Linked DNA regions of Homo sapiens: region 2 is linked to region 1. A link is a loop called in an ENCODE intact Hi-C map of the cell type or tissue named here. Cell type or tissue: ovary. All regions are shown on one strand. Links, peaks and the distances in the headings refer to the core of each region. The heading gives the core; the rest is flanking DNA.

The links. A loop is a pair of places that touch in the nucleus more often than their neighbours do. Peaks named below come from ENCODE experiments on the same cell type or tissue, not always from the same donor. Only the 100,000 strongest peaks of a DNase experiment are listed, where the experiment ranks them.
Region 2: a loop joins it to region 1, with 2.5 times the contacts of the local background. A loop is called at or near these places in 7 of 110 quality-filtered maps.

The regions. Positions count from the first base shown.
Region 1 is chr6:1,600,461-1,607,884 of GRCh38, reverse strand. FOXCUT (FOXC1 upstream transcript) reads right to left here and starts at 2,354. Exons shown (of 2, transcript NR_125804.1): 1 at 2,086-2,354; 2 at 527-1,869. RefSeq lists enhancers at 1-435, 793-1,293, 1,294-1,794 and silencers at 3,096-3,165, 3,216-3,635. In ovary, for the core only: a CTCF peak has its summit at 3,335 (motif pointing left); no DNase peak of the experiment used is centred there; H3K4me3 peaks cover 821 bases; H3K27me3 peaks cover 751 bases.
Region 2 is chr6:1,901,064-1,908,487 of GRCh38, reverse strand. All of the region lies in intron 7 of GMDS (GDP-mannose 4,6-dehydratase), which reads left to right. Among named protein-coding and RNA genes, the nearest start is that of FOXC1, 290 kb to the right of the region's middle. In ovary, for the core only: no CTCF peak of the experiment used is centred there; DNase peaks (open chromatin) are centred at 3,837 and 4,627; H3K27ac peaks cover 1,519 bases.

The DNA.
Region 1 (7,424 bases), core at 1,071-6,070:
AGTGGTGAGTTCGGTCTTGAAGCTGCCTTTTACACTGCTAGCGGTGCGCGGAGATGAACGCAGCGATTACGGATGCTTTGTTTTCCGAATGCGGGAAACGCCTTCGGCCCCGAGTTTTGCAACAGGCAATGGTGCCCCGCTGCCCCCTCCCCCACCAGCCTGTCGCCTCCTGCTCTTCCCTGCCTCCTCCCTCCATCGGCCCAGTGAAGTGTAAACAGCTTGTTATGTAAATTGCAAATCGACCTGCAGCGGTGTTCTCAGCTCTCCGTTTTGGGTATAAAAGTCGCCGTTGTGAAATTAGTGTCTGGCGTGCGAGAAAAAATGGAGGGACGTAGTTTTATCAAGATCAACTTTCCACTGGTTTAGCTCTGGATATTCGCCAGGAAAAGATATTTGCATTTGTGTTTTATAAACTTACTCGGAAGCAAGCCTCCAGTAAGCGGCTTGATTGTATTTCAAGCACTTTTCTTATTTCATTTTTGTTGTTAGTGGTGTTATTTGAACATTAAGACGCAGGCATGAAGTCTTTTGGGGAACAGGTTAAAGCTTTTATTTTCAGGTTACAGTTTTTGATGCCCCTTTCTGCTACTCCACGGGGTACTTCAATCATCCGCTTCCGCACATCTCTTGACTCATTTGGCAGAAGAGCCCCCACGGGAACCCTTCGGCTTCTTTTCTGACACCTCACGTACTTGCAGCCTGAAGGCCCCGCAGGCGACAGCGGTAATGGATGTTTGGTGGAACCCTCCCTGGGCCCACACTCCGCCCCTCCCCAGCAGGCCGGGCAACAATTCCCAGGGCCCACCGAGGGGTGCTTAGCTCGGAGGAGGGGGAGTGACGTCACAGCGATGTTCAAAACAAGGCCTCCCCTGGCCCCACCATAGAAAAGCACCAGGAAGGGGAATGTGGCGAGCACTCCAGGAAATGCTCGGATTGGGGACCAGGTGACACTGTAGGAATGTGTGTGCTGGGGGATGGGATGGTGTCCTAAATATGGGTCACCAGGAGCCAGAAGGAGCTCTCTTTTTTCTTTTTCTTTTTCAAGTAAAGCAGAGGAGGTGGAGATTGGGATGGGGGCAGTCCGGAAAAATCACTCCCTAGGGGTGTGAGCTTAGCTCGTGTTGTGCGGATTGTCCCCGTCACAGCCCAATCACCTCTGTGGTGTGCCTAGACGCCCTCTCCCTTACCTCCCCGCTTTCTGGCTTCTCCATCCTCTGGGCTCTGGGTTCAGCCCTGAAAGCCGAACTGTGGGCTGCAGTGGGGAGGCGAGGGCAGGTAGAAACCAGCTTCAGGGGGGGCTCCACCTGGCCCAGGAGCTGGGGGACAACAGAAAAGGCAGGCTTAGGGCATGAGGGAAGGCGCTTCTCCTGCTGCACTGGGGCAGTGATTCCTGGGGGCTCTGCACACACAGGAGGGAGGCTGCAAGTCCACAGCTGCTTTAGCATCTTTCCCTTTGCTGGGGCAGACAGAGTGGAAGATTAAGGCAATTAACCCCAGAGGGCCACTAGAAAACTGTCCACTAGGCTGCCATCACAGACCACTGGAGCAAGGTCCGCTTGGGGATGTCTTTGAGCTTTTTAGATTACTTAGATAATTGTCTTAGTTCTCCATTCGGCCTCCTTTGCTTAGACCAGAATCCCAGGGGTAGGGGAGGATATCCTTGCATCAATGCCCGGCATTCGTTTTCAAACCACCAGGCCGGCAGGCAACGTTAGTCATCGGTGCGACTTTTCAGCGGAGGAAGGAGTGGGGACCGAACATCTGGGTGGCCGCGACCTTGGGCAGATACTCCTTAGCTGGGGGATTTTCAAGTAGAGGATTTGTCAGCACAGTCCCTCCAATTCAGCCCCGTCCTTAGTAGAAAAATTTCTACAATAAACGAAAAGAGCGTTTGGTTTTCGATTGTTTTAAAGACAAAGTGATCCATATTGCCTGTCTACATGGTTGGATTAATCCGATAGTTGCCCTCCTGGGGGCAGACCTCCACGGGAAGTTTGTGTGATGGGATAATTTAATGTCATCTAAGTCCCCTGGAGGGGCGGTTCCCCTAACTACTCACCCAGGAGAAAGCCAGCCAACACCTACCTGATCGTTCCCGCCTCGGGATGGCCCACCTATCGCCCCTTGGCAGGAAAGCCCCCGCCTCGAAGGGCGTTTCGGGGGCTCAGAGCCGAGCTAAGCTGCAAGAGGGGGCCATGGGGAATGCGGGAAGTGAATCTTTAACTTTGGTGCCCGGCTTCAAAAGACTCAGGGCTTCTTGTGTTCAGGCAGAGGTAAATGGAGATTCAAACTGTCGTCTTGCATTAACAATCCGGAATAAAAATAAAATTCGTAAAGGGATAGATGATCGGAAAGAACAAATGGTGCATGTGTGCGCGAACGAGCCCCAGTTTCTCTCCATCCAGGTCCCCAGCGGACTCAGAGCGGCCGCCGCACTCCACGGCCTGGGAGGACAGAGGCCCCGCAGCCTCCCAACCTCGGCTCATGTGGGGGGCGCGCCGCGCAGGGTGGGCGAGTCCCCAGGCCCCAGAGTCTGCCGGAGCCAGGGTGCGCGGTGCGGCGGGAGCCGGCCGTCGGAGGACTGCAGGGCGAAAGCGCCTTCCTGGGGCTGGAGCAGAAGGCGTGTGCCCCTGCACGGACGCGCCTTGGCTGTGGGTGTGGGAAGAAAGGCTTTGCCCCGTGAGACAGACCCACAGACAGCCCCGGAGCCGCCGGCGGGGTGAGGTGGGCTGCAACCTTGCAGGTGGCTGGCTGTTCCCAGGTCTCCGGCCCGGCGCCGCAGCGGACCCAGGCGCCGGGGCCGCAGCCAGCCTTCCTTCCGAGTGCTCCCTTCGCGGAACCCTGCGCCCTGGGACCTTCCTTCCGACGTCCCTCACCCCGGCCGGGGAGTGGCACCAACGCGGACGCACCGCCGGGCCTCCTGCGGGTAAGGCGCGGTCGGCCCCCAGCTCTGAGCCTTCTGGGCAGGAGCCCCGGGGGCCTGGGCCGGGGCCGGTGTTTGCACCTCTCAGGACAGGGACAAGGCCGACACCCGGCTCGGTGCAGCCGGCCTCCCCCGAGGACCTGAGGGCCGACGCCTCCGGGAACCGCTGGTCCTCGCGAGTGGGTCGGCGCCTGGCAGCGCGCGCCGGTGACCTGGTGGTCCGTCTGCTCCCAGGCCGCCCCTCACAGGCTTCCCGCCGCTTCCCCGCGAGCGTCAGCAGAAAAAGGGACGATGTGGAAGCCCGGAGGCCCCTTGGCCGACCCAGGCTGGGGCTCTCAGGCTGGGGGCACCTCACCCCGGCAGGTCCCGCGCCTCGGGAACCCGGGGCCAGGCAGCCGTCCTGGGCGCCCGCACCGCGCACTGCGCGTGCTACGAGCGCCCCCTGCCGTCGGAGGCGTTGTCTCCGCGGCGCCTCTGCCCGCGCCGGGCTCCAAGGGCCGGCTCCGCCTGTCCCCGCACAGCGTCCCCTGGGAACCGGGTCTCCAGAGAAGGAGGCCTGGGGAAGACCGCGCCGCCCGCGTGGGACCCCGCAGGGCCTGGCACCTGGTTTTCTAGGCTGCAACTCTCATCCCTCAGGGTCCGGGCGGGAACAGCCCCATCGGGGAGACCCTCTCAGACTTCCAGGCACAGACCACGGACGCTTTTGTTCCTGGAGTGGAGGGAGGTGACCCGAGACTGGGGCTTTCAGCCACCGCTACGCATTCCTTCCAGGCGGCCCTTTTAATTGACGTACACGTTACAGAAAAAGCAAGGCCGCTCCATCCAGTGAATTACATTGTGGGAGATGCCAAGGAATGTATTTACTGGCAGCCAGGTTTGCCAATAAAAGTTGCAAATAAAGACTGCTGGTTTCCAGGAAAATGTACTTCTGTTTTTTAAACACTCCTTAGTCTTAATTACCAAAAACTGAGCCTCCAAAGAACCGGTTTCGAGAACAGGACCAGTGAGTGGCGGTGCTGGCGAGGCCTCACACCCCCACGTGCAATCACACACCCCGATGTCGCCTATGGGAACAAGGACCATGCACACCTATGGCTTTGCCCACAGAGAGGCTCGCCCGTATTTACATACGCAGCAGACACAGACACAGGCGAAACGTTGGCACACAGAGAGGTATGCGCTCGGATTAGGGCTGTTTAGTTTGGAAGTGAAGAAATAAGAAAAGACAAACTATGGCAAACAGGCGAATTTCCACAGAAATAAATGTCTGCGAGGAAAGGAGGCACTTGCTCTGTAGTGTTTAGTTATGGTCGCCCTGGTAGTTCTTTTTAGTCCGACCGGGTTGACTATAAATGAAGGCAGCAGAGAAATGCAGAATTTACATTTACTAAAGGTCCGCTTTGGCTTGGGGTCACAAGGACCCCAGTGGGAATTAGAAAATCTCCCCACTCACTAGATGGAGCAGCACCTCCCCCCACAAAAAAAGGGGTTTGGGGCAGAGTGTGCACGCTAATGAGAGGCAAATTTATTCCATGTTTCTCCAATCTTAAACACGGACACTCATAACCACAATTATAAAGACTGGTAGGATGCACAGAACACTTAGTATGCGGTCATCCTGCTGTGTGCTTTAAACACTCCTTTCACCTAATCCTCACAAGGACGCTGACATGGATATTATGATCTACATCTTACACATGAGGAAACTGAGCTTAAAGAAAAGAGAGAGCTTTCCCAAGATTACACAGCCCTCGCAGTTGCACTCTGCACAGGCTCACTGGATCTAAGACGCCACTTATGATAAGGTACAGTGCTTATGAGCCACTAAGAGGGGAAAAAACTAAATTATTAAATATCATCAGTGGTAAATCTCATCTCCGTTTCAGTTGCTAAAATGAAAAAAAAAATGTGCATTTCAGATCGATGATACGTTTACTAATCCATGTAATCAACAAACACATAGAGGCCTGCTCCGTGTTTGGCTTTCTTCTAGCAGCTGGGTGTGTAACAGAGCACCCTTTGCAGACATCCATGAAGCTAAATACTAATTATTATGGGAAGGATGTTTACCCACAGCAACCGTTGAATCTATTATATATGTGTACACATACTGACTTGCACTGGTCTGGTTTATCTGCACACTTCCATACTCTTCTAGAGATGCTCACGCCAGTGCTATGAGGAGAAACTGGTATACGCGCATGCACAGAAAAATGGTATATATTTGGACACAGACATTCTGTATAAACGAATAAAGGACCTGCTGGTGAATGCATTGTTCTCTCCTCCTGGATGCTATCTGGTGGCTCCTCTCCTGCTTTTCCCTTCATTTAGTTTCCCCAAGGAAGATTCTCCAGAAAACACAGCAAATAAAGCAGAGAGGCTCTTTTCTGCCCCTGCCTCAATGGTGGGCCCGCTCTTACCCACAGCTCCAGACAGATGGGCAGGCAGGCAGGCAGGCCAGGAGCCTCAGAACACTGAGGAAGCAGGAGCAGTTCCTCTCGGACCCATGGCAGACGTCAGCCAGAGGAGGCTGGAGGAGGGATGGGCAGCAGGAGGTGGGTTTCAGGTTGTAGCTCACCTCCAGGACACCATGCCGGGGCTGTCCAGAAGTCACCAAAGTCAAGCCCTTGGCATCATAGAGAGGGAAACTGAGGCTCTCAGAAGAGAGCTGGCCCAAGATGGGGAGGGCTTCTACCCAGGACTTGCAGTCTAGTGCGGCCTTCCCCCAGCAGATGCCCAGGCTCCTCCGCCTTCAGTCCCACCAAGGCCTAGCGACTAACGCAGCTGTTGTCTTTGGCCAGGTAGGCCTTGAGGGTCAGGGTTGGGGTAGGAGCAGGGAAAAGGAGAGAGTGGGTGGCAGGGAAGATGAATGAAGGGCGGAGGGTGGCAGGGGCTTTTTCCTTTTCCAGGAATTCCTCCCTTGCCCAACACAAGCTTGGCTTGGGTCTGGACGATTGACCCAAAGGCCAACCCTTGGGGGAGAGAAGAGAACCCCGGACGCAGAGCCAGAGGAGGCCCAAGACCTCAGGCTCCGGAGGTGTTTGGCCACCAAGTGCGCGGGGCAGCAGGGGCCCTACTTTCCCGGGGTCCGGCCCGCCACAGGGGTGCCCAGGGTCTTCTCTGTGCGGTCTTCCCTCGAAGAGCCGGGGAAGCCCAGTCCTGCCGGAGTGGGGCACAGGGCACCGCGGCCCAGATTCCCCGCGGAGCGCCCGGCCCTGCCGGCCGCGGCGACAGTCTGGGGCGGTCCTGCTTCTCCTCAAGACCAGCCGATGGGTCGGGGCGCCTGGTCTCCCGGTGTCTCCCCGTCGTGCGCAGGAAGGTGCTTTTAAAGGCCGGCGGCCGGCGCGCGAGCTCGCACACCGCAGCCGCGCCGGCCTGTGTTTAGTCTGGCGCTGAGGTCCTTCCTGAGCAGATGGGAGGAGGAAGCCTTCTCCAGGCCGTTCCTGCCGTCGCCCACCCGGCCCATCCATCATTTTCTCACCTACTGGCCCCAGGACCGCGAAGTCCTCACTGAGAGCTGGGCACAAAGTCCGGGCCGGGTCACAGACCCCCGCCACCTCGCCCGCGCGTGAGAGCTTTTCCTTCTTCCTTCAGCACAAAGGCTGCCATTATTGCATGTCCCTGTGATGAAACACGCACCAGATTAGATAAGGCTGAATTGCACTTTTATAGGGTGCCAGTATCGTCCATGAGACACTCTCCTTTTATTCGTGAGAGTGTGCGCTTATAAGAATGGTTTGCTTGAGTAGTTATCACTCTCCTCAAAGAGACAACATCTACACACAGAGTGACTTCTTAGGGAAGGACTGCGGGATGCCCAGAGCGGGGGAAATTAGTTACTCGCCGAGAAAGAGCAAGTTACTAAAAGTTGCTGACCTCTGGGGCCTGGCCCAGTCAGCCAGGAGCACTGTTTTGCTTTTGTGTGTGGCAATTCCGCATGGTGCCCGGTGCCATCCCAAGAAACGCACCCTAGGAGTTTTCATTGTTTGCCTTTGTGAGCATTTGCTATCAAAGATGCGGTGTTAGGCGTATTTGTTTTAGTAAGGAACGCATCCAGAGGCGGGCAGACGTGTCACTGGGAGAATGTTTTGGCAGGAGCGGGGCAGGGGTTTTACATAATAGGAAAACAGATGCAGCTCCACCCTTCGAACATCAAGGCAAACACATCCACGCATTTTGTTTAATATCAGTCACATTGTCTACTGTCTGCTGGAAGTAGGTTAATTTTCTAGTAAACACCACTCTTACTGCTGCCAACTGTTTTTTTCTGGAATGGGCTCAGACTCACCCAGGTCCTCCTGCTTTGTTCATTTCAGGTTGTCTTTGGATATTTTAAAAGAGCTAATGCATGACAATAATATTTCCATATATATATGGAAATACATATATGTGTGTGTGTGTGTGTATATATATATAGAGAGAGAGAGAGAGAGAGTGTGTGTGTGTGTGTGTGTGTGTGTGTGTGTGTCTTAGTGACCCAGGCTGGAGTGTAGTGGAG
Region 2 (7,424 bases), core at 1,017-6,016, 300 kb before region 1:
ATCTTTTGCCAAGAGACTTTCAGAACAAAATTGGTCTACATTTGTAAACTACTTGGGACAGAGAAACATTAGTTTAAGCTTTTAAGTGAAAAATATAAGAAAAGGAACCTACAAAGAATGGTACGGTAGCCCCCTCCTATCCGCAGTTTCACTCTCCACGGTTTCACCTGTCCGCAGTCAACCGTGATCTGAAAATATTAAATGGGAAATTACAGAAATAATTCATAAGTTTTAAATCGTGCACCTTTCTGAGTAGCATGATGAAATCTCACACCATCCCACTTCGTTCTGCCCGGACGTGAACCATTCCTTTGTCCGGTGGATCCCCACTGTCGATGTTCCCCACCCATTAGTCTCTTAGTAGCCTCCTTGGTTATCAGATTGACTGTTGAAGTATTGTAGTGTTTGTGTTCACTGAATCCTTACTTTACCTAATAATGGCCCCATGGTGCAAGCGTTTTGATGCTGGCATATTGTTATCATTGTTCTATTATTAGTTCTTGTTGTTAAGCTCTTACTGTGTCTAATTTTTAAACGATTTATCGTGGATATGTATGCATGGGAAAAAACATCGTGTGTGTACGGTTTGGTATTTGCAATTTCAGGTATCCACCGGGGACTTTGGAACATCTCCCACAGATAAGAGGGGAGAACTGTATAGTTCATTTATTGGCCAGTTATTGTCTCTTTTATATGGACATGCAACTTATGTTTATAACCCTATATTCCCTTAAAATTCTGTGCTTTTGTAAAATGTGTACCAGCTCAGGAGGCTCACCTGCCTCCCATGGAAGCAGGCTTTCATGCTTGCTCTGTGTCCGACTGACTTCGTAACATTAAATGTGTCACTGATGGTTGCTTTAGGAAATTATTTGCCTGGGAAAAGAAATACACCATGTCATAAAACAGAGAGTTCACCTATGTTAGTGAGATGATACCTTCAAAGGTGGAACATTTCTAGAAGGGTTCCTGTCCTGTCACTTCCCTTGTTTCAATACTGTATTGGCCCAAGGTAGGTATTGGTTTGGGATTTCTTAAACAAAACTTCTTTTTAAATATTTTTAGAAAGTTGCTTTTATTCAGAGGTCTCAGTATCTTGCTTTGTGCCAAGTTTGTTTTGTTGGCTTAAATTATGTTAAAATTCAGCTTTGAAAATCAGTACATGGGACCGTGGGGTGCTTGATTTGCTGAAACCCATCCACCAGTTTCTCATCTTCCCCTCATCTGTCATGTGGAGCTTTAGAGTATCAGAGTCTATGCGTGTTGAGTTCAAGTTGATACACATACACTGACACGTGCATGCCAAGCCATCTTCCCCATAAGCCAGTTGTCAAATGGGTAGAGAGATTACACATGCGAAACAGCAAATAATGTTAGAGTGTGTGCTTGCAGACACAAATATATATGCCTGTGAGACAATGACAGAAAAATAAGGAATCCTGGAAGCATACAGACTGACAGTTTTGCAGTGCATCTGAGTTCTCACCCTCCATGGTCTGGGAGAGGAACATGTGCCATCCACCCTTGCCTCCTCTCGGAGGCTGGGGCTGTGTGCAGGGAGCCCCTACGGTGGGTTCTCTGCCCATTTCCTGCTATGTAAAGTGTTATTAGGGAATGAATGGCTGGTGAAAAGGACCTTGCAGCCTGTGCTTTGAGTAGCCTGGGACCGTTGGGAACAGCCGCTTCTGTCTGTGTGATCCGAAGATAGCTCCCAGATGGGAGAGCTCCTACTCCTTTCCTTGTCCTCCCTCCCTGCCCTCTAGCACAAAAGCTTTTGGAACTGCAGGAAACCCCCTGGCTTGCAAACCCAGGACCCGTAGGCTTCACAGGTCTTGTGAATGGCCAGCATTTTGGGCTTCACACCCCACTAACCTCTTGAGAATTTCTTTGAAAAACTAGAGTATCATAGAGATGTGAAAAGAGTTTGATTTCTAAAATCAGTGAGTGCATGTATTCAGATAACCTAGGTTTAAAAAAGGCAATAAAAATTAAAATCTGCTGACTGCAATGACAGAATAATTGCATTTTATTGTGCAAATATCTAATTTGACCCAGGTTATTTTACTTAACAGCAATTAGTGTTTTGGTGTGGGCTAAATAGTACCTGAGAATCCCTAGGATTGTGTTAGTTTCATGGTGCAAAGGCTCACTGCACATTTGGAACTGGCTTACTGAGTCCTGGCACCCCAGCTCTCAATGCTGGCACTTGACTATTTGCAGGAATGGGGAACTGACCACCCACAGAATGGCTTATATGCATATGTAGGATGGCTTATATACATATATACATATGCCATGCAGCCAGCTTTGAAATGTGATAGCACTTCTCTGAGGTCCCTAATGTGCTGCTCAACCTTTAAGACTAATCAACAAAGCTAACAGTTACAGTAATACTTGTCACAAGCATCACTTATTTGGTAGTTTCATGTAAAGATCATTGTATCGTTTTTTGGAACAGCTGTTCTGTGTGGATCTGTGAAGAAAGTCTCGGTGGGTACTTTCCATTTCCATTTGAGCATGTCAGATGGCTTGGACTCAACAGCCACCTGGGCGCTCCTTCTCAGGGACACCTGCATACGTGTTCCCAGATGGCCTATGGGGTTATTGTCACATGCCAGCACCCACAGCTATGTGCTGGCCCCACATGCAGATGCACAGGTACCTTTGAGGTCCCACCTACAAGCCAGCACCCACAGCTATGTGCTGGCCCCACATGCAGATGCACAGGTACCTTTGAGGTCCCACCTACACGCCAGCACCCATAGCTATGTGCTGGCCCCACATGCAGATGCACAGGTACCTTTGAGGCCCCACCTACACGCCAGCACCCACAGCTATGTGCTGGCCCCACATGCAGATGCACAGGTACCTTTGAGGTCCCACCTACACACCAACACCCACAGCTATGTGCTGGCCCCACATGCAGATGCACAGGCACCTTTGAGGTCCAACCTACACGCCAGCACCCACAGCTATGTGCTGGCCCCACATGCAGATGCACAGGCACCTTTTAGGCCCCACCTACACGCCAGCACCCATAGCTATGTGCTGGCCCCACATGCAGATGCACAGGCACCTTTGAGGTCCCACCTACACGCCAGCACCCACAGCTATGTGCTGGCCCCACATGCAGATGCACAGGCACCTTTGAGGTCCCACCTACACGCCAGCACCCACAGCTATGTGCTGGCCCCACATGCAGATGCACAGGCACCTTTGAGGCCCCACCTCTAATGACACCGGCCAGTGCCCTCGGCACCAGGGGTGAGGCCCAGTGTGGAAGAGCTTTGCAAGGCTTTCCCCTGGACCTCACAGCTGCCCTGAGAATAAGTGCTCGCTGCCCAAAGGAGGCATCGCTTGGTTAAGTAGCTTGCACAGAGCACATGCAGGTAAGTCGCTGGGATGGAGTTTGGATCTCATGTCATGGATGCCAGAGCTTGTGCTGTTCTTACTTGCTTGGGCCATGCTACCTCTATCCATCTTTTCTGCCCTTATCCCCTTTCTTCTGCTTCCCCTCTTCTTTGTTTTGCAACACATTTTTCCTACCATTATCTCCCTTTTAAGGAACTTAACGTTGCCTCTGAGAATTGTTGACGTTGCCCTTTGTCAACCATGTGACACTGGGGACAGGTCCATCTCATGCACTCCTTCTGCCACCCCCAAGGAGGGAACAGGGCTTTGTCAGCAGTCAAAGCTGCTGTGCTGGGGGCTCCTGGCTATGTGCGAGGCATCATGCTAGGCCCAGTGAAGCCTGCAGTGAGGTATTAAGTGGGCACCACCCTGAGCCCTAACTTGGCCAACAGGAAGGTACTGCGCATTGCTGGTGTGGGAGCCGGCGAGTCACTGTTCTGACAACCCACGCTCAAGGACACAGCAGTGAGCACAGCACTCTACTATCGGCTCTGTCAGGAAAGCCTGGCCGGAAAGGAAACAAATTCGTTCGTTAAATGGACTGACCCTTTTGTCTTTGCTTAATGGAGTAACTTTGCCTTCTTTTGACTTATTCTGTCTGCCTGCAAAAAGGAAATCTGCTCTCATTTAATGGACTATCAGTTGTTGGTGTTGCCGAGGAGGGGGCAGTCCTCCTGGCCTTTGCTCTCAGGAAGGACAGACGGCCACACAGAGCAGCCCCCGAATGCAAATGAGAGTCCTGATTAACAGTAAGGCCCCCAGGGTTTCCTCCTTTTCCCAGAGATAAGGCTGGGGCTTCCTACCCTGCCACAATCAGCCAACTGTTTCAGGAGCCATTTTCTCTCCTCTGTGATTACATTTATTTTGTCTGGTACAATTTCGTGTTATTTAAATCTTAGGGTTTTAAAATGGCTTTCTCAGAAGCCATTCTCTTCTGAACCGCTTGTCCCGTGCCCCTGGAAGTCTGGAGGGCCTGTCCTGACATCACGTGCTCAACATTCAACAGCGCTTTTCTGTTCCAAGCTTGCCTTCCTCCCCTAAGCTGAAATAAATCAAAGTTGGTTGGGACTCAGTCGCAATAAATCAAGACCTGTCCAGAACTGGAGCCTGCCCAGTCAAAATGTCATAGCTTGGCTTTCACTGAGGATTAATTAAAGGCCTAATATAAAGCCCAGATGTGCTTCAGGAGAGTAGCAAGCTGCCTGGTGGCTGCATCTCCCCAGGTTCCTGCCCACCCAAGAATATGGAGGAGGACAGAAAGGCATCCAGGGTTGGGAGGGCACTGAGGGGAGGGAGGCGCCCGTAAGCACATCTGAGTGAACTTTATCTAGTTTGGAGAAAACAGGACAAGCTTTCCAGCAAGGCAAGAAGAAAAATCTATGTCAGACTGTGTGTGTACAGTATTTAAAGGGAAGGAACATGTAATATATCAGAAGGTGTGCTTTAATTGAGGAGACAAAAGAAAATGAACCAAGTAAAGAGGTTTCATTGTTTTAAAAAAATGCAGTGAGATTTATGCCTGGTTCCTGCTGAACCTGTAAATTGTTTAGAGCAGAGAAGCTGTGTAGATGAAATGCTTTTGAGATATTTTTATTCACAGAAAGTTGAATTAGACGAGAATAGCTTTTGGATTAGGACTTATCCAGGTCTTCCTTTAGTTCCACACAATTCCATGTACTCAACAAAAGGGTGCCTAATTAAATTCCGATTGAAGAAATTCATATGAAAAGCAATGTGCAACATTAATTCTCCGTATGTGCAAAGTACTGCATTTGAAGTAGGAAACAAGAAAGTGTATAATTCAAAACCCTATATCGTGATCATATTATATGACTTTAAAGTTAAATTTTACCACTATTTGTAGAAATTTGATTCTGAAGTTGGGAAAAGAAGACATCATCAAAGACTAATAAATCCACAATCTTTTTTTGTGGTAATGTGTATACTTTCCTTCCCTGAATATCTGTAAATCAGCTATGTAGAAACTTTGTAAATAAAACAAAGTGAATCTCCTGATTGCTGTGCAATTTATAATAGACACATTTGATGCAAATAATTGGAATCTTTTGATAGATATAAATAGGCTTTTTGTGACTAGGAGGGCTTGCTATTATACAGCCTATCTTTATATTAACATTAAGCTTTTATCCATGGAAAATTCAACTTTCCCCAGAAGATGTTACTTCCTCACAATGTTATATTGATGTTTAAATTCTAGACCTGAAAATTTTGTTAATAAACAATAGTTTATGTGCTGAACAGATTTAAGAAAAATATTATGGTTTAATTTGAGTGATCAGAGTGTTTTTACCTGTTATTTGACCCAGATATTTAAATGTACAATCATATTTACTTGTAAGGAATTTTTAGAAGTCCACTGGCCTTTTAATAGTGACATTGTGAGTCGTCATATATAGCGTCTTACTATTTTTTTATCCTATATTCACCTTATCTTGTGGTTGAAGTATCAATTTAAATGAATTTTAACATAGCTGTGCGATATCCCAGAAACAGGAATTTCACCTATTTTCCAGATGTGCTACACATTTCTATTGAGATTACTGAGGACTGGTAGATCATTTTGGGTTATTAAGGATCTAGCAGCATGATACTTTGTTTTTTAAGGCCTTTCCTCTAGGACCCTTTACTTATTTTAGTCAGTAATCTAGAAAAAATAATTTACTACAAATTTACATTTCCATTAGTTCAGATAATTTATGTTTTTAGAAGGGTTTCTGTGTCATGCTTTATTACTTAGTCCATAAATAACTTTTGTATTTACCATTGCCTTTTATTCTATATTTTAGTTTTAATAACATCAAGTGAGAATGAATGGCCTAGGACAATGTGTCTCCAGAATGAGGACTAGATTTTAAGAGCAAGGAAATTTAGATAAATAAGCTTGCCCCATTGCCGATTTTAAATACTCTTGCATACTTAATTCTCAATGTGCAGAATTAATTACACACTTCTAGAACTTTGAGCCAGTTGGCATTTGGTAAATGGCACAGCGTATGTGATATTTCACCCCAGATTTTCGCATCCATTAGGTTGTTCTTTTGTATTTTAATTTTGAAGTATTTTCGTGTTTAAATAAAGCTGTATCCTTTACCATTGCGCAGAAGTCATCTGAGCACCCACAGTAGCCCTTTTCCCTGTCTCCCCTCTGTGTGTGTGGTCTCCATAGCAGTAACTGATTACTTATTGTTTATGTGTTTCCCTATTCAGATGGATGACTGGTTTGTTAAGGGCAAGAATGCATGTTTCATTTTGTTTCTTCAGCGTCTAACTTAGTAACAAGCACATAGGATGAGCTCAGTATACACTGAATGAGCAAAGGCTGGCCTGTGTCTTTTCAGACTAGTTAGGGACAGTTTGGTGAGTCATTGCCATGACATATCAAAGGCCACAGTAGAGTTCTCTGAGCTTCAAAAAAAAAGCCTTGTGGGAAAGAGCAACAAAATTCTCCTAGCATATAAGAATTTTTGGAAAATGTGTTAACTCTTTGTATTTGGATCCCTTTTATTTTGTGGAAACCATAATATGGGGTCTTCAACTGATCTGAAGGAGTTACTGCAATTCCTTAAAATAGGTGGCCTGACCTCCTAATAGAATCTTTTTCATTATATATTTTTTCTTTTCTATGTTTTTTTTGTTACAATGGGATGAAAAGCTGACTTAACAGACCTAATGTAGTTTTGATCAATGTGAGCAAGAACATCTCGTTACCAAGCCCAAGTAGTAACACGTTGTTAAAATTCAGAAAAGGCTGACTTTAAGAGCTTGCCATAGTCAACATCAGAATTATGTTCCACGGTCGTGGAGAGAAACGTATCGTAATTAGCACAGGCCATCTCTGTAGCCCGGAATATTGGGCACCATGTGGCGACTCCAGGCATGCTTGCCCCCAGGAGCTGAGAGCCGGGAGCCACGGAACCAGGGAGCCACATCTAAAAGGCTCACTGGAAAGCAGGTGCAGGCACCCAAGGGCTGCTTACGCTCTGCTACCAGCG